Linked DNA regions of Homo sapiens: all the other regions are linked to region 1. Evidence: chromatin loops called from intact Hi-C (ENCODE). Cell type or tissue: PC-3. All regions are shown on one strand. Each heading gives the region's core, and the rest is flanking DNA. Links, peaks and the distances in the headings are about the cores only.

Region 1 (8,123 bases), core at 1,597-6,596:
TGACCTTTTTGATGGAACCGAACTTGGGTCAGTGGAGTTGATTGAGATCTCTTGAAGAGGGCCTCCTAGCAGAGGAGCCCTCTAGCATGCAGTACTCCATGTGTGCCAGAAGGTGTCGCTCCATCACAGCTGGTACTGGAAAGAAAGCCCTGCTCCTCACTAAATCCATTTCTTTTAAATCTAAGACCAAGTAGTTAGTCAGCTGTGGCCAATTGTGTATTTTCCTCATGTCATTACCCAGAGAAGATATGATCAGCTATTCAAATTATGATTAAATTATTGAGGTCATTTTAAAATTAATTTATCTTACAGTCAGGTATTTTAAGATTCTTAGTAAAGTGTGTGTTTATGCTAGGAACTTTTCAAAGTGGGAGTGGGGGGCAATGTATGTCTTGCTTTCTTTCAGGATAAAGTTGTTCTAGAGATCTAGTTTCCAAGAAGAAATCTGTCAAAATGTTTTGAAAAAGTAAAGCCAACACTTGGCATTTAAGGGACTGCTTCAGAGACTGGAGCCATGGAGATTGACTGCCTTCATTCACTAGGTGATCTGATGGGGGAGGACAATAGTGCACAGAGGTAGGCAGGAAACAGGCTCTAAAGGTATATTTGACTGCTCTCTAGGTATATGGCACACCTTTCCTTAGATTATTCTCTTCCACTGGGGGAAAATGATCATAATGAATGGCCTTCATAAATACAGAGTTATACGTGCAGAAAGAAAAACACACCTCCTCAACCCAGCCCTTCTGGGGTGGGCTCTGGACAGACAGAAGTTAATTCTTTAAACTGCTCATCTACTGCTTATAAAGACTAATCTCCAAGAATTTCATTTTGTTCAAAGTAAAGGCAAACTGACAATCAGTGCTTCTGCTTGGAGTTTATGTTGCTAAAAAGCAGCCATCAGATTTATACTACCTATTGTTGGAAAGACACTCTAATGGGTCTGATTTTAAATATATATATATATATAAACAATAGGTTTCTGGTTAAGGCCTGGAAACAGAAAATCAACAAAGAAGAATGGATCTTGATCTGCAAAGTGAAGCACTCTCTCAGTTGAGGGAAGAGAAAGATGCTGGAGAGGTTGAACTTGGAGAAATGGTTCTCATTCCTCATATGAACTTAGACTCTTCCATCTCTGATTGTTTATCCTTAAAGGGTGTATATGTGGGGCTGGGAGAAGACATCCATTAGGAGCTTGCAGGAAGGATGAGGAAGAGACACAACCTCATTTCATACCTGTAGAGATTTCTCAAAGGATACCAGGAGACTTGGAGTGTCAAAGTCCCAGTGGGGCCAATCTGGCAAAGCTCCTCTCCTCGCTCTATGTTAAGATTTGGGAAATTGTTTATGGCAAATTATTGTCTTAAGATGCCTGTTGGAGAAGGGATGGGAAATACATTTATCTCTGTTAAGGGGTTTCCTGAAGGATAGGGTTTGATTTCTACTGTGCGATACTGAAGAAACTCCATTTATTCTCTTTCTGAAGAGAGTGGACACCAAGACCTTTCTGAAGAAGGTAGTAAGTGCCACCTACCCTTTTGCTGAAGGGAGATGGATTGTGTCCAGGGAAAGCCTTAACTATTTTTTAAAAATCTATAATGAGAACATTTATAATTAATATACAACTTAAGTTTATTTCCCCCTATATTGACATTTCCTATAGTCACTCATGGCTCTTTAGTAAAGTTGGTTACAGATTACACAAACAGTCTTTTGTTGGTTATATTATCATTGCCTCTGAAATTCTGACCACCCCAGAAATGAAGCACTATAAAAGGACAAGTGGAGATCAGATAGCAGCTCTAGTACTAAAAAACTGACCCAGGCCAGGTGTGGTGGCTCATGCCTGTAATCCCAGCACTTTGAGAGGCTGAGGCGGGTGGATCACTTGAGGTTGGGAGTTCGAGACCAGCCTGACCAACATGGAAAAACCCCATCTCTACCAAAAATACAAAATTAGACAGGAGTGGTGGCTCACACCTGTAATCCCAGCTACTTGGGAGGCTGAGGCAGGAGAATCACTTGAACCCAGGAGGGGGAGGTTGCAGTGAGCCAAGATCGTGCCATTGCACTCCAGACTAGGCTACAAGGGTGAAACTCCATCTCAAAAAACAAAAACAAAAACTGACCTTGAGGCTGGGCACGGTGGCTCACACCTGTAATCCCAGCACTTTGAGAGGCCAAGGCATATATATATATATAAACTCCTGAGGCCAGGAGTTCGATACCAGCCTGGCCAACATGGTGAAACTCTGCCTCTACTAAAAATGCAAAAATTACCCGGGCATGGTGGCAGGCACCTATAATCCCAGCTACTTGGGAGGCTGAGGCAGGAGAATTGCTTGAACCCAGGAGGTCAAGGTTACAGTGAGCCCAGATCGTGCCACTACACTCAAGCCTGGGCAACAGAGTGAGACTACATCAAAAAATAAAATAAAATAAAATAAAGAAAGAAAGAAAGGAAGGGAGAAAGTAAAGAAAAGAAAAGACAACCTGGATAATGGGATTGTCTGGAAGGGCCCACTCAAACCATAGATTCATGAGAAATAATGACTTGCTCTGGTAAGCCACTAAGTGTAGGGTAGTTTGTTATGCAGCAAAAGGTAACTAAACAGTTTGGGAGGGGGCCACGGTGGGGAGCTGAGGAGACAGCTCTTGGGCTATATAAAGCTTGTTATGAAGAGCAATAGGTCTGGGGTGGGCCTGCTCTATATTCATCTAAAATATCCTCTTTGGCAGGACAATATGAAGAAATTCTGGTATTATTGGCTTGGGTTGACCCTGGGTCCAGTGAATTGTTAGGATCATGACAATTTCCATCCTTCCTTGTCATCATTCCTGGCAAGATGGGTGACAACTGTCCCTTTTATAAAAGGGGTCTCTCACTTATCTCCTCTGTAGTCATTCATTTTTAACTCTACTTATCATATATGGTCGCAAATAAGCTTTGAAGTTCATACAATTGAGAACTTAACGTTGAGTCAAGCTCTGCTGCTTTCAAGAGTCAGATGTACCTTGCCTGGAACCTCAATTCTCACTGGTTTTGTATGTAGATAGTCAGTGAGGCTAATGCTGTGTTTACACTGGTGTAAATGAATGCTGATTCTAATAATTTTATCAGTTTAGAAAACATAACTTGTATTGGCCAGGCGTGGTGGCTCATGCCTGTAATCCCAGCACTTTGGGAGGCTAAGGTGGGTGGATTGCCTGAGCTCAGGAGTTCGAGACCAGCCTGGGCAACACAGTGAAACCCCGTCTCTACTAATATACAAAAATTAGCCGGGCATGATGGTGGATGCCTATAGTCTCAGCTACTCGGGAGGCTGAGGCAGGAGAATTGCTTGAACCCGGGAGGTGGAGGTTGCAGTGAGCCAAGATTGTGCCACTGCATTGCAGTCTGGGTGATAGAGCAAGACTCCATCTCCAAAACAACAACAACAACAACATACCATGTATCTCACTATGCATCTTACTACAACCCGCCAGTAAGTATCATTATCCCTATTTCCCAGAAGAAGATGCTGAATTTAAATAAAGGATTCCAGATTTTCCATTACTCAACATTATTTTTCATTTAGAAGCTCATTTATAAGCACTTCTAAATGTCAGTTCTATAACTTAGATAGGTATCTGGTTTCTGAAAACGAAATTTTGGGTTGAAATGTTTCAGGGAATTTTTTGTTTTATTGGCTGAAAGTGTGGCTTTAAAAAGGCAAATCGGCACCTTTCTCACAATCATAATATTGCAATTATTTTACATATATATGCACACACGTGTACACATGTATGTACATGTATACACACATACACACACAAAATCTGTAGCAGTTCTGAAAATATAGAAAGGTTTTGTTAGTGGACCATATGGGGCAGTGAATCTGCAGAAGTTGGTTAAATTATTTCAGCAGGCTTCCCTCACTAGGCATAATGGACTCAATAAAAGGAAGCGTTGCTGCCACAGATATGAGTCCCCTGCCCAGCTGGAAGTGCCACCTACCCTTTTGCTGCAGGCCATTCACTCCACGGAAAGTCCACCTACTCCCCTTGCCTGCCCAGTAACTTCTTTCAGGATGGGCCTCAGTATCACTTTAGGTTCCACTGACCACCAAAACTCCCAGCTGCTATTATTTGCCAGTCTAGACTACTACATAGAAATCACCTGGGGATTTTGTGAAACTGAAGATTCTGATTCAGTAGTTCTGGGGTGAGGCCCTAGAGTCTAATAAGTTCCCAGGTGACATCAATACTACTTGTTCCTGGACCACAGTGAGTAGCAAGGGTCTGGACCAGCATTTTCTAAAATGGGTTTTTGACACTTTATAAATTTAACCATGACAACAAACATTCATAAATGGAAAGATTTATTCCTAAACACTCCCTCAAAATACAGCTATAAATTCTAGGAAGTCTTATGTCAGTATCAGTAACTATCTTTGAACACTATCCTTTATTCCCTGGACTTTCCTTTCCATGGCGCTCTTCTGATGAAAAGTTTCCAACTTCTTAAATAAGAGGATGAATCTAACTAAATTCTTTTTGTATTCTTAATACAATGTTTATGCTTATTTCCTGATTTGATATGGAGTTAGAGTGACTCATCCTGGAGTCCTTGGCATGACAGAACTCAAGTTTCATCTTGTGCTTTGATTGCCAAAGAGTTAGCTGCAGCACTTGTTTATAAGTAAATTGTATTTACTTTACTCACTAAGTAAAAATCCAAATAATAAGATCCTATTCATTCACCCTGGGGGCAGCAAGAGGCACAAAGCCTATCCTAGAGGACAGGATACTTTGGAAACTGGTGGATGGTTTTTAAAAAGAGGTACCTTTCTGCTCATGGCACCTATGGTTAATTAGAAAAGAAAGAAAAAATTGCAATGACACAAGTGAGGATGGCTTCTCTTCCACAACCTCTTCACATGCAGGGATGGCAAGCCCAGGCAGAGAGGAGCTCATTTAAATTCCTGACCTTCCTTGTGCTCTCTGAAGTACAAGGAAGCTGGAGTAGCTGCGAGTAGCTGCAAGCAGCAGCAGCCACAGCCTCTGGGTTGTTTCCTGACATTCTGGGACAGCTGACAAAGCTGTACATCAAAGGTAGGAGCAGAGACTTGGGGGCAGGCCAAATTAGACAGGAATTTTAGCTCTGTTGGATGATTTGGGGCAAGTTGCTCACTTTCCTAAACCTGTACAATGGGGATAATAGTATCATCTGCTAGGACTACTGAGAGGATTACATGTGATAATGTACATAAAAGATTCAGCAGTGCAAGGATGGGGAAGCTGCTGATTGTATTAATACTATCAAGTATTAATGAATGGTAGCTATTCTTTGTATTAGTATTCATACTATTAATCTCTGCTGGGAATGTCTCAACAGCCAGCAGCCAGCTAGCCCAGTCTTGGGGTCTCTCATTTACCTCCCTCTTCCCGCGCTATCAAGAAGCTTGGGTGGAGGTGGCCTGCCAGGTATTGAGATCTAAAGGGCAGGCTGGATTTAAGACCTCAGAGAACACAGCCACAATGAAAGGCAAGTGATGTGTCAGACAGGTCTCAGCAAGTTCAAAAACCAACACAAACATGAAGTCAAGTATGGAGCTGGTTTTTTCATTCAGAGGAGACTCACAGATGTGTTGGGGAAGCCTGGGCAGGGGTGAGCAGGGTGCCTCTGTAGTGCCCACTTATATTTGTAGATGTAATATGGGGGTGGCTAGTGCCATCCTCAGGTCCACAAATTATGCCTCCATCTCCTTGCTATCATTTTCTCAACATTGCTCATGGTTGCTGAGACTGAAGAGGTGACAATGAATCAAATCTGGGTTCAGATCATGTCTCTGCCCCTTTTTCAATTATGTGACTTTGGGGAATTTATCTCTTTGTTTCATTTGGTTTCATCAACTGTGAAATTAGGATTATTCACCTACACTTCAACGTTGTTCATAACTAGAATTGCAAGATTTTGACAACAAAACTATAGGACACATAGTTAAATCTGAATTTCAGATATAACCAACAAATTATTTTTAGTACAAATTTATTTTTTGGTTATTCTAGTTAGCAATTCCTCTAACCTTTTTTCAAGGTTCTTAGCTTTCTTGCATTGGGTTAGAACATGCTCCTTTAGCATGTTTTTTGCTTTTTATTGTTACTCACCTTCTGAAGCCTACTTCTGTCAATTCGTCCAATTTATTCTCCATCCAGTTTTTTCCTTGCTGGCGAGGTGTTGTGATCCTTTGGAGGAGAAGAGGCGTTCTGGTTTTTGGAATTTTCAGCCTTTTTGCACTGGTTTCTCCCCATCTTTGTGGATTTATCTACCTTTGGTCTTTGATGTTGGTGACCTTTGGATGGGGTTTCTGAGTGGATGTCCTTTTTGTTGATGTTGATGCTATTCCTTTCTGTTTGTTAGTTTTTCTTCTAACAGCCAGGCTCCTCTGCTACAGGTCTGCTGGAGTTTGCTGGAGGTCCACTCCAGACCCTGTTTGCTTGTATCACCAGCAGAGGCTGCACAACAGCAAAAAAATTGCTGCCTGTTTCTTCCTCTGGAAGCTTTATCCCAGAGTGGCATTCATCAGATGCCATCTGGAGCTCTCCTATATGAGGTGTCTGTTGGCCCCTGCTGTGAAGTGTCTCCCAGTCAGGAGACACGGGGTCAGGCATCCACTTGAGGAAGCAGTCTGACCCTTAGCAGAGGTGGAGCAATGTGCTGGGAGATCTGCTGCACAGAGCTAGCATGCAGGGACATTTAAATCTACTGAAGCTGTACCCACAGCTGCCCCTTCCCCCAGGTGCTCTGTCCTAGGGAGATGGGAGTTTGATCTATAAGCCCCTGACTGAGGCTGCTGCCTTGTTTTCAGAGATGCCCTGCCCAGACAGGAGGAATCTAGAGAGGCAGTCTGGCCACAGCGGCTTTGCCAAGCTGTGATGGGCTCCACCCAGTTCACATTTCCTGGCGGCTTTGTTTACACTGTGAGGAGAAAACCGCCTACTCAAGCTTCAGTAATGGTGGACGCTTCTCCTGCCACAAAGCTCCAACGTCCCAGGTCGACCCCAGACTGCTGTGCTCGCGGTGAGAATTTCAAGCCAGTGGGTCTTAGCTTGCTGGGCTCCATGGGGGTGGGATCTGCTTAGCTAGACCACTTGACTCCCTGGCTTCAGCCCCCTTTCCAGGGGAGTGAATGGTTCTGTCTTGCTGGTGTTCTAGGTGCCACTGGGGTATGAAAAAAACTCCTGCAGCTAGCAGGACCAGATGTATTCACAGCTGAATTCTACCAGAGGTACAAAGAGGAGCCGGTACTGTTCCTTCTGAAACTATTTCAAACAATAGAAAAAAAGGGACTCCTCCCTAATGCATTTTATGAGGCCAGCATCATCCTGATACCAAAACCTGGCAGAGACACAACAAAAAAAGAAAACTTCAAGCCAATGTCCCTGATAAATATTGATGCGAAAATCCTCAATAAAATACTGGCACACTAAATCCAGCAGCACATCAATATCTTATCCACCATGATCAAGTCGGCTTCATCCCTGGGATGAAAGGCTGGTTCAACATACACAAATCAATAAACGTAATCCATCACATAAACAGAACCAATGACAAAAACCACATGATTATCTCAATAGATGCAGAAAAGGCCTTCAATAAAATTCAACACCCCTTCACACTAAAAACTCTCAATAAACTAGGTATTGAGGGAACGTATCTCAAAATAGAAGAGCTATTTATGACAAACCCACAGCCAACATCATACTGAATGGGCAAAAGCTGGAAGCATTCCCTTTGAAAACCGCCACAAGATAAGGATGCCCTCTCTCACAACTGATATTCAATATAGTATTGAAAGTTCTGGCCAGGGCAATCAGGCAAGAGAAAGAAATAAAGGGTATTCAAATAGGAAAAGAGGAAGTCAAATTTTCTCTGTTTGCAGATGACATGATTGTATATTTACAAAACCCCATCGTCTCAGTCAAAAATCTCCTTAAGCTGATAAACAACTTCAGCAAAGTCTCAGGATACAAAATCAAAGTGCAAAAATCACAAGCATTCCTATACACAAATAATAGACCAACAGAGAGCCAAATCATGAGTGAACTCCCATTCACAATTGCTACAAAGAAAATAA
Region 2 (8,123 bases), core at 1,911-6,910, 60 kb after region 1:
TCATTACAAGTGAGGTTGAGCATTTTTATATGGTTTATATGCCATTTATTTGTGTTTTCTGTGAGTTACTTTTGCCTATTTTTCTGTTGGCTATTTTACTTTATCCTTATTGATTTATAGCAATTATTTATATAGTCTCTACATTAATCTTTTATACATTATGTGTGTTGCAAACATTTTCTTCCAGTTAACTTGAAACAAATTTTGGAAATTGTCCAATCTTAATTTTGATTTAGGCAAATTTATCTTTTTAATCATTTGCTTTTGTATCTTGGATAATATTTGTGTGTCTTCCCATTACATGTTTTAGTTAGTGTGTTTTAAATTTGACATATAATTATTAGATCAGGCTTATTAATTGGATTATTCAAAGCCACTCTTCCAGAAATTAAACACATGTGCTTCATGGGCTGCATTCAGCCTGTGACCTATTTTGCTTGGATAGCAGAATTTGAATCACTATTTAAAAATCAGGAAAATTTACATAAACATCTGGATTTCTGTTTTTGCCTTAAAAAAACCCAAAAGTTCTGACAACTACCAATCTACTTTCTGCCTCTATAAATGTGCCTATTTTATACATTTTATTAATATAGGAATGGCATCTTACAACATGTAGCCTTTTGTGTGTAGCTTCTTTCACTTAGCATAATGTTTTCAAGGTTCATCCGTGTTTTAGCATGTATGAATACTTTATTCCTTTTTATTGCTGAATAACATTCTATTTTACAGATATGCCACATTTTATTAACTATTCATCAGTTGATGGACATTTGAGTTGTTTCTACTTTTTGTCTATTATGAATAATAGACAAATAGTAAATTATTCATAATGCTGCCGTGACTATTGTATACAGGTTTTCATGTAAACATATGTTTTCATTTCTCTTGGGTATATTTTAGGGGTAGAATTGCCAGGTCATATGGTAATTCTATGTTTAACTATTGAGAAACTACCAGAGAGTTTTCCAAAATGGCGCAGTATATTAGGGTTCCAGTTTCTCCACATCTTCACCAACACTTATTGTCTGCCTTTTTTATTGTAGCGATGCTAGTAAGGGTAAAGTGGGATCTCGTTGTAGTTTATATTTGATAATGATGTTAAAGATTTTTTCACATGCATTTTGGCCATTTGTATATATCTTCCTTGGAGAGATGTCTAATCAGATACTTGGCCAATTTTTAAATTAGTTTGTTTTTTTATTATTGAATTGTAATCGTTCTTTAGATATAAGTCTTTTTACAGATATATAATTTGCAAATTATATCTCCTAGGCTTGGCTTTTCACTTTCTTGATGGCCTCTTTTGATGCACAATATTTTTCGTTTTGACAAAATCCAATTTTATCTCTTTTTTTGTTGTTACATGTGCTTTTGGAATTGTATCTAAGAAACCATTGCCTAATCTGAGGACATGAAGATTTACACATATATTATCTTTTAAGATCTTTTTAAAAAAAATTGTGGGAAGGGGGAGATAATGTTTAAATATACATTTAGTTGGAAATGTTGGCAGGAATCGAAGTAGAGATATCCAACAAGCTTTTGGAACTTTGGTAACAGAGATTGAGAGAAAAAATGGTGTTGAAGTTAGAGAGTTGGTTGCCTCTTACATAAAGGTGATCATTGAAACTATTAAAGAAGTAGACGAGATTACCAAGGGAGAAACTTATAAGAGGAGCTTGGAAAGGCCAGTGACAGAAATTTGGGAAAAGACACATTCAGCAGTGTAAGGAGAACAAATGGTCAATGAAAAAGACTTCAGTGACGTATGGAGACGACAATGGGACCATGTGAAAAAATCAAGTAAGAAGATAATTTTAACATTCATACCTGAGTGTCAAACATTCTATAATGAGGAAAATTAGACTTAAATAAAGCTACTAGGTTTCCTTAATGGGACATTATTGGTGACTTTCAAGATAATCACTGGAGAACAAAAATCGAGGACAGTAAATTAAAGAGTGAATGGAAAGCGATGAAGCAGAAGCCAGACTGTGTGGGTTATAGAATATTTAAAAAAATATATGATTCTGTAATGCAGATATTTTTAATACAAATCTTTGTGCTTTGAAATATAAAAAATTAGATGTGTAGCTGAAAAACAGGTGCATAGTTAGCCAAGTTAAAGGAAAAGAGGGATTATCTTGTTACCAAATCTGTATCTCTTAATGGTGGCGATTTGGGCAGTTATGTGACCTTTTATTATCAAACTTAAAATGTCATTTCAGGTTTAACACACTTTCCTTTGTAATTTCTCCCTAATAATGACCACCTTGTAAAACGAACATGAAAATGATCATTTCAGGGAGGAAGTAAAAGTTTCATAGTCAAAACTCGTGCTTTGAGGTAGTTGGTAAGGGAAAGGTAGCAACAAGTACCATATGGAGAGAAACAGGTTGATTTTATTTAGAAATTCAGAGTTTATGCTAGTAACCACAACTGCAAAAGCTTTACTTATAATTGGAGCAAAATCAGTAGTTACTAAAGAAAGTAAGCAGGAAGAGAGGCAAAGCAAGTTGCTCTGCTATAGATGCAGATTGGTGAAGAAACCCTTATTCTGTTCCTCAGGACACCATTAATTTGCAAATAACAAGGGGGGAATTTTTCAGCAAGAAATGTATTTCTTTATCAGTGTTACAGATATAATGAACAAACAGAGGAGAGTATGCAAATCAGTAGATAAATGATGAATTCCAATTTTGAATGATGAAGTCAGAACTGATGGCTACTAGTAGCATTTTTTGACCATTTATTAAGCTACATTAGCTCACTTCCTGAGAAATCCTTGAAAGCTTTTAAATTGAAGTAATTTCTTAACATGTGCCATGAAATTGAGCTAAATTAAAGCTCTGTGGATTTTTGACTGATGTAAATTTCTTTATGGGAGAACCCAGTTATTTATCTGCTGTATGTTTAAAGATACATGAAATTCACCAATCTAGGAGCATAAAATACTGTGGAGGGGGAGTAGTTTATCCTTAGCTAATAGAGTCTTTAAAAATATAATGATTAGAAGTAACAAAGTGGCACATATGAAAATAGTTAAAACTGATTATATGGTATTTCTATTTTTTTTTGGTAAAACACAAATATTAATTGAGTATACAGTAAGTCCTCTGGTTAAATATATACGCACATAGATTTTAGTTAGATAAGATGTACATTATATTTGTGAAATTGATTACCAGGATATTTTTCAAGTTCTCCATTGTAAGGATATTTACAGTAAAAAGGATATTTACTTGCAACCTAGAAGTGCATGCACATTTCCAAAGTATATATCAGCGAAACTAAATTTAGCCAATAACTAAATTTATTTACTGAAATTAAATTATTGTCAAATATGCTTTTGGTGTTAATAGAACACAATCACTTAAAAAAATATGTGATGTAGGAAATCTATTGGCATCATAAGTGGTTTCTTTGGGTAATATATCCAAACATTTAAATATTGATCAATGTTATGACCTTTTAAAGGCCAAAGTAGTTACTTTCTGCCTGTACTCTTTTTTAATCTTCTTTTCATCTTCCATAAGACAACTGACATATATCCACAAGAAGTGCCATAGTGAACCTGATGGACCTGGGATTGCAGCATTAACTAGTGAGGAGCGAACTCGATGGGCTAAGGTTCTGATTTACACTTTTCTTAACGAAGCTTTTCTCTAACAAACTCTTTTGATGTATTGTATTTCAGTTGTAATATTTGATCATCATCTCCTTGCCCTTTAGGCACGAGAATATCTGATTGGTCTTGATCCAGAGAACTTGGCTTTGTTAGAAAAAATTCAGAGTAGTTTACTGGTATATTCCATGGAGGATAGCAGTCCACATGTAACACCAGAGGATTATTCTGAGGTACTTAACTACCTTCTCTTTTTTTTTTTATTGCAGATTTTTCTGGAAGACTCATATTTATTGAACATGGAAGTTTTTTTTCTTTTTCTACCTTTAGGCTCTTGAAACTTTTTCTTAGTTATACAATATACTTGTGCCAAATTGAAGCTTATAAAGTAGATAGTAAATTGGTAAATCCTTGCCACATTGTTTAAGTTTGTTTAGCTATATATTATACTTTGTTTAAAGAAGTATGACTTTGCATATCACATATCAGTGTTGCTCAACCTTTTCATTGCTTGCCTACTCAGAAAATTTACACAGAGCACTAGGTTAATGAGCTTTTCTTGCCAAAGGTGAAATGATAACCTAATCATAACCTGCACTAGTGTATCTTGACACCATAGTTGGGACTGTGTCTCCTAAGAATTATGTCACCCTTGTAAGTCATTTATTTTATCATTTGGTTAATTGCTGAACACATTGATGTCAGTGACGTTAAGGGTAAATATGGCCTTATTTTATGCTCCCCTGCCACCCCCAGGGTGACATTTGTGTCCCAGGAAATAATAAAAGATAGTAATTGTATTAGAAATCTCATAGTCTTTTGAAAATACTTAATTATTTTATAGTGAATTAATCGGTATTAAATAATAGGAAAAAATATCAAGGATTGGAAAACCTTGTAGCAAGGAGAGAGATTTTTTTTTTTTTTTGAGAATCACCAGACTTCTTTTTAAGGAAGAATGTATTTTAATGCAGTGTTGTTCAAAGTTTTTTGACCACAATTTTTAGTTACAAATACATTTAGATTGCAGCCCACTATATATACATGTGTATATGCATGCAAACACATATATAAAATAGGAGTTTCACAGAGCACTAATTACTTTTATTGTCTGTGAGGTACACTGATATTTCCAGTCTATTTTATTCTCCTTTTTTGTAAGGAATATTGATTATGATGCACTGAGTTAATTTCATGATCCATTAATAGGCCAAAGTATACAGTTTGAAAAACAGGTTTAGTAGGAAACGAATTCTTAAAATATTTCCTCCTAACTAGACTTTAATGACTAAACTTTTATCAAGATCTTTTATCCTATTCAAGTTACAAAACCCTTATCCTCTCAATTCTATGTTCTGTAAACATTCATGAATATTGTACCAGCATTTTCTTTTCTGGTAGGATTTTCTTAACTTGAGATTTTGAGAAGCCCCTAAAGTCAGGGCCAGAATTACTCTCTCTTGACTTTGCATATCACATATCAGTGTTGCTGATCATAACTATATTATGATTTTATTAAATTTGGTTGACGTGAAGAGGAATGGTGAGATGATATATGTGTTTAAGATGTAAATTCTTACAAACCAATATTAAACCCTTTTAATTTGGAAAAATTAAATTTATTTTAGATTATTGCAGCCATCCTTATTGGAGATCCAACAGTACGCTGGGGTGACAAATCCTATAACTTGATTTCCTTTTCTAATGGAGTATTTGGCTGTAATTGTGATGTAAGTAAACTACTGAAATTTTTCTCTTTTGATCTTTTAGGTTAAATTAATGACAATAAACCATAAATACTTGTGCTGGGGAACAGTGTAAGTGAATAGTAATTTAGTTTTATGGCACTGTGGTGAAAAGTTTAGTTATGAATTCTCATTGAAAGTATAGGACAAGTTATTTTCTTCTGTAGTAAGGCCAACAGTTTGTTGTGTACTATATCTGCAAAATGGGATTTGCATATAATATTTATGTAATATAAGCTCTTAAAACCCAGTATTATCTGCTTGCTGAGAATACCTATTTCAAAAGGTATTATATGGCATTATGTATGTGTTCTATGCAGAGCAATGCATATGGATATATTTATAGAGTTCAAGATTCACCTAGTAACTAGGTAACTATTTTCCTAAAATGACACATAATCTTTGGAACACTATTTAGGCTGTGGATATTAAAATGGCAGTTACTACCATTTTGACCATTTTCATAAAAAATGAACAACTTTTCTTGCTTCTCCTCTGTTCCCCTCCCATGGACATCTTCACTAGCTGTCTACTAACTGTCTGATAGGCATTCAGGAGGTCTATGAACCAAGAAAATTTTTTATAAAGGGGTTTGGGGCTGGGTATGATGGCTGATACCTGTAATCCCAGCACTTTGGGAGGCCAAGGCAGGTGAATCACTTGAGCCCAGGAGATGGAGACTGGTCTGGGCAATGGCATGAAACCCCGTCTCTACAAAAAATACAAAAATTAGCCTCACATGGTGTTGTGCGCCTGTGATCCCAGCTACTTGGGAGGCTGAGGTCTAGGAGGATCGCTTGAACCTGGGAGGTTGAGGGTGCAGTGAACAGTGTTTGGGCCAGTGCACTTCAGCCTGGGAAACAGACTGAGACTCCGACTCCAAAAAAAAAAAAAAAAGGGTTCAGTAGTTGTATTAATCCATATTCAGGTTTAGGTGATAGAAACCTAAATCAAACTAGCGTTAGCGTAAGAAGATATTTGTTGGCAAGGAGTTAGCTAAATTTGGGTAAAGCTGACTTCAATGTTCAAATGCTTTCATTAGAAATCTCTCCCCATTTTTTGGTACTGCTTTCTTTTGTTTGGCCTCATATTTAGGTAGACTGCCCAATGTGATTGTTGTACCAACAGTCTCATATCTTCATAGCTTTCTTCATAGACTCCCAAAGGAAATAGTCAGCTTCTTTGTTTCCAATGGTTACAGCAAAAGTCCTGGAATAATCCTCATCAGTTGTGATTGGCCTGTGTGATTCATGTCCCCATCCTGGGGAATCAGGTGCTTGGATGAGCTTGGCCTGGGTCACATGCCCAACCTTGGAATCTAGTGGGTAGAATCAGTCTCATTCAAACCACTACAAAGTGGTGCTTGGTTGCCTAAAGAACAGTAAAGTAGCTGTTATTTCAGAACAAGGTGGATTGGTTAATAGGCACTGAAAGTAAATGTCTATTGGAGTATCTCATCAGAGCTACAGTGAAAAGTTGCCACAAGTCATTTATTTTGAAGATGTTCTCTTTACTCTTCCTTTGAGTCTACTGTTGACAGAATAGTTCTTGTTAATTGCCTCAGTTTTCTTCTCTTCAGCTCCTCATTTGATTCTCCTTGACCTTCCTCAGTCTGGTTTATGTCCTTACCATTCCTTGCAAACTACCCTTTGTAAGGTGGTTAACTGCCCCCTGGCTTCTTCCCTTCATTTCCCTTTGACCTGTCTGCTGCAGTTGGTTACCCTCTGCATACATATTTTGACACTGCCTCTTTCCTCTTAACAGTATTTTCCTCTCTACTGATTCTGAAACTGACCTTAATATTCATCACACTTTTCCCCCTCTGACCACTTTATTGACCTATTGTTATATATGTAACTTGCAGCTATACTTTTCTAGCTTTTACCTATTATTCTCATTTGAGAGTTGTGTTTCATTATATGTTAAATTGTTCAAATTGGATGTTATATTGTTATATAAGAGTAAGTCAATCTCATCAAGAATAACTCATCTTGCTTTCCGTCCCTCATCCCCAAGACCATCAAAAAACACCTTTTGCTAAACTGATTTTTACTAATAGCACCAGTATCCTGCTGTTCACACAAATTCAAGATGAAAATAATTTTGATAATCTTGTCTGTCTCTGAATAAAGAATATTGGGCTCATAATGAGCATATCTCTCAGCATAACTGAACTGCTTTTTTATAGTGTGCGGACATGTTTTATGTGTGTGCATTAACATGCATATATTCATAAAATTGATCTGATTATCTCCACCTGATAATTTGCATTAAATTCCATGGAGGTTTCCCTTCTAACCTAAGATGATTATAGAGGGTGCAGTTTAACCTTTGTAAATCATCATTAGTGAAATACATATGCTGTAGGCCAAACATGGGAGCTCATGCCTATAATCCCAGCACTTTGGGAGACGAAGGTGGGAGGATTTGATTCCAGCAGTTCAGCACCAGCTTGGGCAACATAGTGAGACCCTCATCTCTACAAAAAATAAAAAATTAGTTGGGCATGGTAATGCATACCTATACTCCCAACTACTTGGGAGGCTGAGGTGGGAGGATCACTTGAGCCTAGGAGGTCCAGGTTGCAGTGAGCCATGGTTGTACCACTGCACTCCCACCCAGGCAACAGAACAAGACCCTGTCCCAAAAATAATAATAAGAAGAAAAATAAGCATATGTACTGTAAAATAAAGCTTATTTTACCCTAAAGCCATGTTGCTGGTCCATAATTTTAATTGTTTGAATATGTT
Region 3 (8,123 bases), core at 1,911-6,910, 82 kb after region 1:
AGTCTGGCAGTCTCTTTACAGGGGCTTTTCAAAGCATAGTTGGCTTCATAAAAATTACGTGACTACATTTAGCACTATGTGAATAAGAAGAGGGCAGGCTTGGAGGCACTTCAGATAGAATGTGAAAAATTGGAATAGTAATATGCATGACATATTTCAGTTTCTAATACAACTGACCCTTGAACAACATGGGTTTGAACTGCATGGGCACACTTACATGCAGATTTTAAATAAATGAGAAAATTTTTTGGAGATTGAGACAATTTGAAAAAACTCAAAACTGTGTAGTGTAGAAATATTCAAAAACTAAAGTATTCATGAATGCATAAAATATATACAGATACTAGTCTATTTCATCATTTACTACCATAAAATATACACAAATCTACTATACAAAGTTGAAATTTATCAAAATATATGAACATAAGCCCTTACAGACTTTATATGGTGCCATTTGCAGTCAAGAGAAATGTAAACAAATGTAAAGATGCAGTTTTCAATCATAATTGCATTAAATTAACTGTGGTACACACTGTACTACTATAATAATTTTGTAGCTACCTCATGTTGCTACTGTGGTGAGCTAAAGAGTTGCAAGTATCTCCTTAAGATGTCACATAATGCTAATCATCTCTGCAGAAGCAGTTTGTCTCTTTAGCAGATCACAAAAAGTGATCTTTCGTGGTTTATTCTCATGTATTTTTCATTGTGGGTAGTACAGTATTGTAAACATTGAATAATACCATGGGACCCACATGTAGTGCTTCTAGTGATACTGCAAGTGCTCCCAAGAAGCAGAGAAAAGTCATGACATTACAAGAAAGAGTTGATTTGCTTGATAAGTATCATAGATTGAGATCTGTAGCTGCATTTGCCCATCATTTCAACATAAATAAATCTAGTATAAGTACTATTTAAAAAAAAAAAGGAAATTTGTGAAGCTATTGCTGCAGCTACACTGGCAGGCATTAAAACTTTGCCGTTTGCAAAATGCCTTTTGATCTCCAATTAAAAATGCAGCTTTTTGGTGGGTGCTATATTTTTTATAGCAAAAAAAATGCCTTTCTTGCTATAAAAAGGCATACCTATAGACTCTACTATGATTCTAGAAAAAGCGAAGTTATTATATGACAACTTTACAGGAAGGTGAAGGATCTGAAGCTGGAGAATTTAATGCCAGCAAAGGATAGTTTGATAATTTTAGAAAGAGGTTTGGCTTTAAAAATGTCAAGATAACAGGAGAAGTAGAGGCAGCAGACAAGTTCCCAGACACCATCAAGAAAATCACTGAGGACAAAGGATATCTGCCTGAACAGATTTTTAATGCAGACAAATGTGCCCTATTCTGAAAAAAAAAATGCCACAAAGGACATTTGTTAGTAAGGAAGAGAAGTGTATTAGTCAGGGTTCTCTACAGGGACAGAACTAATAGGATATTTAAGAAGTATGTAAGAAGCATTAACTCACACGATCACAAGGTCCCACAATAGGCCAGCTGCAAGCTGAGGGGCAAGAAAGCCAGTTTGAGTCCCACAGCTGAAGAAGTTAGAGTCCAACGTTCAAGGCCAGGAAGCATCTAGCACAGGAGAAAGATGTAGGCTGGGAGGCTAAGCCAGTCTAGTCTTTTCAGGTTTTTCTGCCTGCTTTATATTCTGGCTGTGCTGGCAGCTGATTAGATGGTGCCCTCCCAGATTAACGGTGGGTCTGACTTTCCCAGCCCACTGACTCAAATGTTAATCTCCTTTGGCAACACTGTCTCAGACACACCCAGGATCAATACTTTGCATCCTTCAATCAAACCAAGTTGACACTCAGTATTAACCATCACAAGAAGCAAGCATCAGGCTTTAAGGCAGAAAGGGATAGGCCAACACTACTGTTTTGTGCAAATGCAGTAGGGTTTATGATCAGGACTGCCTTTGTCTGTAAAGCTGTTAACTTTGAGCCTTGAAGGGAAAAGATAAACATCAGCTGCTAGTTTACAAGAAGGCCTGGACCAATGATAACCTTTTTTTCTGGACTGGTTTCTTTGATGTTTTGTCACTGAAGTCAGGAAGTACCTAGCCTTTTAAAGTTGTTTTGATTTTGGACAGTGACCCTGGCCACCCAGAACCCCATGATTTAAACACCCAAGGTGTCAAAATGGTCTACTTGCCCCCAGACATGTCTCTAATTCAGGCTCTAGATCGGGGGTTATAAGGACCTTTAAGGCTCATTACATGCAGGACTCAATAGAAAGGATTGTCACCAAGGATTGTCTTTTACCCCAATGGAAGAGAACATCATGAAAGTCTGGAAGGATTACACCATTGAAGATGCCATTGTTGTTAAGAAGAAGTCATGAAAGCAGTCAAGCCCAAAACAATAAATTTCTACTAGAGAAAACTATGTCCAGATGTACATGATTTCACAGGATTTACGACAGAGCCAGTCTAGGAAATCATGAAAGAGATTGTCGATATGGCAAAAAAAAGTGGAGGGTGAAGGATTTCAAGGTATGGATGTTGGGCCAGTTTCAGTGGCTCATGCCTGTGTTTCCAGCAGTTTGGAAGGCCAAGGTGGGAAGATTGCTTGAGGCCAGGAGTTTGAGACCATCCTGAGCAATATAGTAAGACCTCATCTCTATTAAAAAATTTGAAAAATCACGCACTAATAGTCACCACACCAGAGGAATTAACAGAAGGTGACTTGAAGGAGATGAGTGCTTCTGAACCAGAGCCAAATGACGAGGAGGAAGACATAGTAGAAGCAGTGCCAGAACTGATGTTAGATAATCTCACAGAAGCGTTCTGATTATTCAAGACTGTTTTTGATGGCTTTTATGACATGCACTGGACCCTTCTATGATAGGAGCATTGAAACTAAAGCAAGTGGGGCAAGGGTTGGTACAGTATAGAAACATTTTTAGAGAAATGAAAAAGCAAAAAGATAGAAATTACAATGTATTTACATAAAGTTACACTGAGTGTGCCAGCCTCCCCTGCCTCTTCTTTCATCTCTTCTACCCCAAGACTAGACCACTGCATTTTAAATGTATTACATGCTGATTGTAAAAAAAAAAAAGTTGTTAAATATAAAAACTACATAAGAACAAAGTTATCTACATTTCCATTACATGGCATAAGACTATAATTATATGATGCTCCCAACCTATAATGTATGTAGACTGTATATTTACACTGTAAATATTTGTGTCCTTTTTTGTGAATTTCATTCTTGCTTATTATTTCAAGCAGTTTACAATGCTATTAAGTATGCTTTGAGATATTTTGATGGTTGTATAATTTCCAGTCTTAGGATTCCTATGATTTATCTAACTGCTTCTCTACTATTTTGTTTTTCCATCATTACAAATAATGTATAAGGTTATAAACGTATCCTTTCTCATTTCATCACACCATTGCCAACTCTAGTTATTATAAAAATTCTGTAGGCTAGGCATGGTGGCTCACGCCTGTAATCCCAGCACTTTGGGAGGGATTACACTAGATCACTTGAGGCCAGGAGTTCAAGACCAGTCTGGCCAACATGGTGAAACCCCATTTCTACTAAAAATACAAAAATTAGCTGGTGTGGTAGCACACACCTGTAGTCTGAGTTACTTGGGAACCTGAGGCACGAGAATTGCTTCACACTGGGAGATGGAGGTTGCAGTGAGCTGAGATCATGCCACTGCACTCCAGTCTGGGCAACAGAGTGAGACTCTTTCTCAAAAAAAAAAAAAGTATTTACTCATTTGACAGGCAAAAAATAACATAAATTACTTGTTTACCTATGAAGTAAAACATGTTTTCATTGTTTTTGGCATTGTGTTTCTTTCATGAATTGTCTGTACATGTAGGAAAGGCTGTTCTTTAGAAAGATAACTGAAATTTTTTTAAAAAATTGACACTTGAATAAGAATGGTTAATCTGTGGAGAGAAACATGTTTAGATGCTGCTAAATATCTGGGAATTCCATGCCAAGTGTAGCTGGAGAATGATTCGTGATCATGAATCACGAGGTGAAAACAAGGCAGGACTTCCTAAAGGTTTCTGTATTACTTTTCTGCAAATATAATCCACTCAGACATTGGTTTCATCATTATATACTGGGCTAGAGCATGTTCTTATTTTTATTTCTCTTTGTTTAACTTAAAGCACATGTTGAAGACATAATTTACTCTTTTTTTAAGTGATGTGAAAATTGCATGGTTTTCCAGAAGCATTACATTGCACATTTTAATTTTGAGCCTAATTCATATTTCGCTATAGAAACTTCTGTCTGTAAAGTGGAAGACTAGCTCTAAGTCAGGCTTCTCTCCTATTTATTTCAGCTTCCCAGGGCCACTTTTCTCACTTGCCAGATCTGGGATTTCTTATTAGGAGTATCTCGAGAAAGATGGTGGAAGGCATGACTTGATCCCAAGAGTTTCTCTTTTTGACTCCTAGAAATAGCCTTTCTCACCTATCATCCTTCTCTGCCTTTTTTTTTTTTTCAAACTTTCTTCAAGTACTCTTTAAAAACAGTTTAAATTTCATTAAAAACTGTAGCATGAATTCATATTCCAACTCATTCCAGTAGCACTTTAGGAAGGACTTTTCTAGGAAGGAGGTTTTTTGTTCTGTTTTAAACGCAGTAAGACCTAGCTTCAGAGCACTCTAGGGCTCTAGCTAATTTGTTCCCCTTTGTCCCTAGGTGCTAGTCATCTAATGAATGAGGTGTTTCTTAGCATTATCTACAGATATGGCTTTACCTTCAATTGTGTCAGGTTACATTTACCTAATGTCAGCAAGACTTCACATTTCATGTATGAATATCCAGATGAAATAAAGTCCTGGTTGTATTCACCATCACTATTTGGAGCCTTTTGTGTAATCATTAATCATTATTTATGCTTCACAGGTTTGTTGTGGCCTGTTCAGCCTGGAAATCCTGTCCCGAGACTGATGCGGAAAAGCTAGTTCAGCTGACTTTTTGTGCTTTTCATGATATGATACAGCTGATGAACTCTACTCATCTTTAGAGATGAATCATCTATTAAGCACTTACCAAAACATATCATTAAACTGAGTGCTGGGAGTGAGTTGGTAATATGAGATGGGAAGGAATGTTGACTTGCTAACATTCCTTTAACAAGTTAAGAAAACTTGTTAAATGTAGAAATTAGTAGAATCATGCTCTCTAAATTTATTCTGCCATAGAAGGTAGAAATATTTTTAAGCTCCTCTGATGCAGCAGCAATGCAAATTATGACATAGTGAATATAGAACTATGCAGTATTTAAGCCTCAACAATCCAAATCTACAAACTTTAACAATGCAAGTCTTACTCTAATTTTTAAGTATTTTTGTTGGTACTTACATGGGTTATAAATCCTCTCTCTGGACATCAATGTAGAGTCCATCTTTCAAGCACTTTAATTTTTTTAGCTGCCAAAGGGTATGAATTACATTATTGTATGCTAATTTCCCTGAAATCAATGCCTTCTATGTTCACCACAGGGATACAAGCCTGTTATGTTTGATGGGAAAGACCACTACAATCTAATGGTGATCTAAAATAACTTTTTTGGGCTGGGTGCAGTGGCTCATGCCTATAATCTTAGCACTTTGGGAGGCCAAGGTAGGAGGATTGCTTGAAGCTAGGAGTTTGAGACCAGCCTGGGCAACAGGGTAAGGTCCTGTCTCTACAAGATCAAAAACTTAGCCGGGTATGGTGGTGCATGTGTGCCTGTAGTCCAAGCTACTTGAAGGCTGAGACAGGAGGATCGGTTGAGCCCAGGAGGTTGTGGCTGCAGTGAGCTGTGATGTGCCCTTATGCTATAGCCTGGGCAAGAGCGTGAGACCCTGTCTCAAAGAAGAAAAAAAGAGAAAAATAACTCTTTTGAACAAACAGACAAATTAGCTAGTAGTATGGAGATGTATACCCTCTATTACACACATAAAACCGTAACAAAATTCATTGTGGTGTATTATAATTAGTTTTGTGAATAGAAAAATAAAGCACTTATGTTTAAATTTGTTACAGTGACTTTTAAAGGATTAATGTTGAATCACATTGTCAGAATTTTTTCCTCCTCGCTGTTCAATTTTGTAGTTTTTACTCTCAAAAAATGAAATTCTCAAAATTATATAGCTTTTTGTTTTGTTTGAATAAATGATTCATTCCTGTTTGCTTTTCTGGTGCTTTTTGACCTCAGTTATATATTGCTGTGTAATTAACCATCCAAAACTTAGTGTCTTGAATCAGTTTATTGTTTCTCATTACTTTGTCAGTTGATTGATAACAGCTAGACAGTTCTTCTGCTCATCTTGCCTGTGTTTATTTGTACAGCTATAATCATCAGGCAACCAGGACTGAGGCTGGAAAGTTTAAGATCACCTCACCAACTATCTGTAAATTTGGTGGCTGGGACTGTCTCTCCTGACATGGTCTCTGATCATCTAGTATTCAGAATTGAGCTTCCTTACTTGGTAGTGAGAGTGTTCTGAGAGGTGAAGGTCCCTTGAGGCCTAGGCCCTGAAGTCACATGCCATCACCTGGCTGCATTTTGTTGATTAAACCAAGTCACAAGAGAAGTCCAGATTCAAGGAGTGGGGAAAAAGTAATATCTTGATAAGAGAAAGTCACTTTGTAAAAGAGTGGGCACAGAGGGCATGATTATGGGTACTATAGCAATCTGCCAGACATTTTAATATATGTAAAGATTACATCATACTCAGGGTACTGATTCTATACATCCCTTTTAAGAAACATGTACGCTCTGAATTTGATAAGACTGGTTTATTGCTAACAATTAAGCCCTTTACACTGTGCCAGCCTCTGTCCTGAAAAGCATCAGTACTATTTCTCTGTGAAAACATTCAGAGTTGGCTTCAGTAGCATTTGATACATTTCTTCACAGTTGGTATAGAAAAGGAAGATGAGATCTGAACTAAGAACCTTTTCCCCTCATTCTAATGCAGGGTTTTAAACTAGATAGCGAGGACATTTAGAATCATTTGGTTGGTTTATAAATACAGGTTGAACATTCCAAATTTGAACACCAGAAATGCTCCAAAATCCAAAACATTTTGAGTGCTGACATAAGGAAATGCTCATTGGAACATTTAGGATTTCTGGACTTGGGATGCTCAGCCAGTGAGTATAATGCAAATATTCTGAAATATGAAACACTTCTGATCCCAAGCATTTTAGATAAGAATACTCAACCTATAATGTGTAATGAGTTGCGTATTTTGGAGACTGCATCACCTGCACAGAAACCTCCTCTCACTCACACTTCACCACTTTTCCTAACTTGCCTGATGTGAATAATCACCTAGAGTGTATTTTAAAAAACAGATTCCTGGGCCTCAACCCAGACCTACTGAATCAATTATTTTGTTTACGAATAGATGCCCCATGATTCTGATCAGGCAAGTTTGGGTATCATTATACAGGAATAGGTCAAACACTACTTTGGGTCACTGCAGTAATGTACTTTTTGCCCCACTTTTATCTTGGTTAATCTGAAACTTGATCCACTCACACAGTGGTCACATTTGAAAAATTCTTTGGTAATATGGCTTATTACAGTTAGAAGAACTTTGGATGATTTACTGAATTTAACAACCTGATAGAGCGCTAAGAACTAATTTGTTGCAGAAAATTGTGGAGAAAACAAAGGGAAAATTATTGAAACATTTCAGTGTGGTTAGCTTCTAGGGGTTGTCTATATTTTTTGCTTTCCATCTAAACATACCTTTCATTGTAGGAAAAACGGATTTTCTGGGAAAAGTAGTCTATTTATAAAAGAGAACGCAGTTGCTATAGAAACTCAGCATGTATCATTGATGTTTGATGTTTGAAATTATACTGATAATTGTACATTTTAAATTAATGAGTTTAAAACTTTAAAAAAATACTTAATGATAGGGCTCTTTCTTGCTTTATGGAACCGATATGTGCTTTCAGAGTTAGCTCGGTAGGGCAATTTCATTTTCTCTTGATGTTGGATGATAAAGCTGGAAATTCATTCATTTAAAAAACTTTGATTCCACAATAGAATGATTTAGAAAATTACCAAGAGAGATGAGGCTATTGAACAATTTATTTTTCTTTTGTACTTGGGAAAATTATTCCCAAACTTTCCTGTCTAC

What was found. A loop is a pair of places that touch in the nucleus more often than their neighbours do. Peaks named below come from ENCODE experiments on the same cell type or tissue, not always from the same donor. Only the 100,000 strongest peaks of a DNase experiment are listed, where the experiment ranks them.
Region 2: a loop joins it to region 1, with 8 times the contacts of the local background. A loop is called at or near these places in 2 of 110 quality-filtered maps.
Region 3: a loop joins it to region 1, with 5 times the contacts of the local background. A loop is called at or near these places in 5 of 110 quality-filtered maps.

Annotation. Positions count from the first base shown.
Region 1 is chr7:87,312,348-87,320,470 of GRCh38, forward strand. No RefSeq gene overlaps it. Among named protein-coding and RNA genes, the nearest start is that of TP53TG1, 29 kb to the right of the region's middle. In PC-3, for the core only: no CTCF peak of the experiment used is centred there; a DNase peak (open chromatin) is centred at 4,644; H3K4me3 peaks cover 1,053 bases; H3K27ac peaks cover 1,452 bases.
Region 2 is chr7:87,372,093-87,380,215 of GRCh38, forward strand. CROT (carnitine O-octanoyltransferase) reads left to right here. Exons shown (of 18, transcript NM_021151.4): 8 at 3,540-3,633; 9 at 3,736-3,861; 10 at 5,257-5,358. It also overlaps a transcript of ABCB4 not described here. Among named protein-coding and RNA genes, the nearest start is that of CROT, 30 kb to the left of the region's middle. In PC-3, for the core only: no CTCF peak of the experiment used is centred there; no DNase peak of the experiment used is centred there.
Region 3 is chr7:87,393,640-87,401,762 of GRCh38, forward strand. It overlaps CROT (carnitine O-octanoyltransferase), which reads left to right. Exons shown (of 18, transcript NM_021151.4): 18 at 4,885-6,155. The coding sequence ends at 5,005. It overlaps ABCB4 (ATP binding cassette subfamily B member 4), which reads right to left. Exons shown (of 28, transcript NM_000443.4): 28 at 8,057-8,123. Among named protein-coding and RNA genes, the nearest start is that of CROT, 52 kb to the left of the region's middle. In PC-3, for the core only: no CTCF peak of the experiment used is centred there; a DNase peak (open chromatin) is centred at 5,002.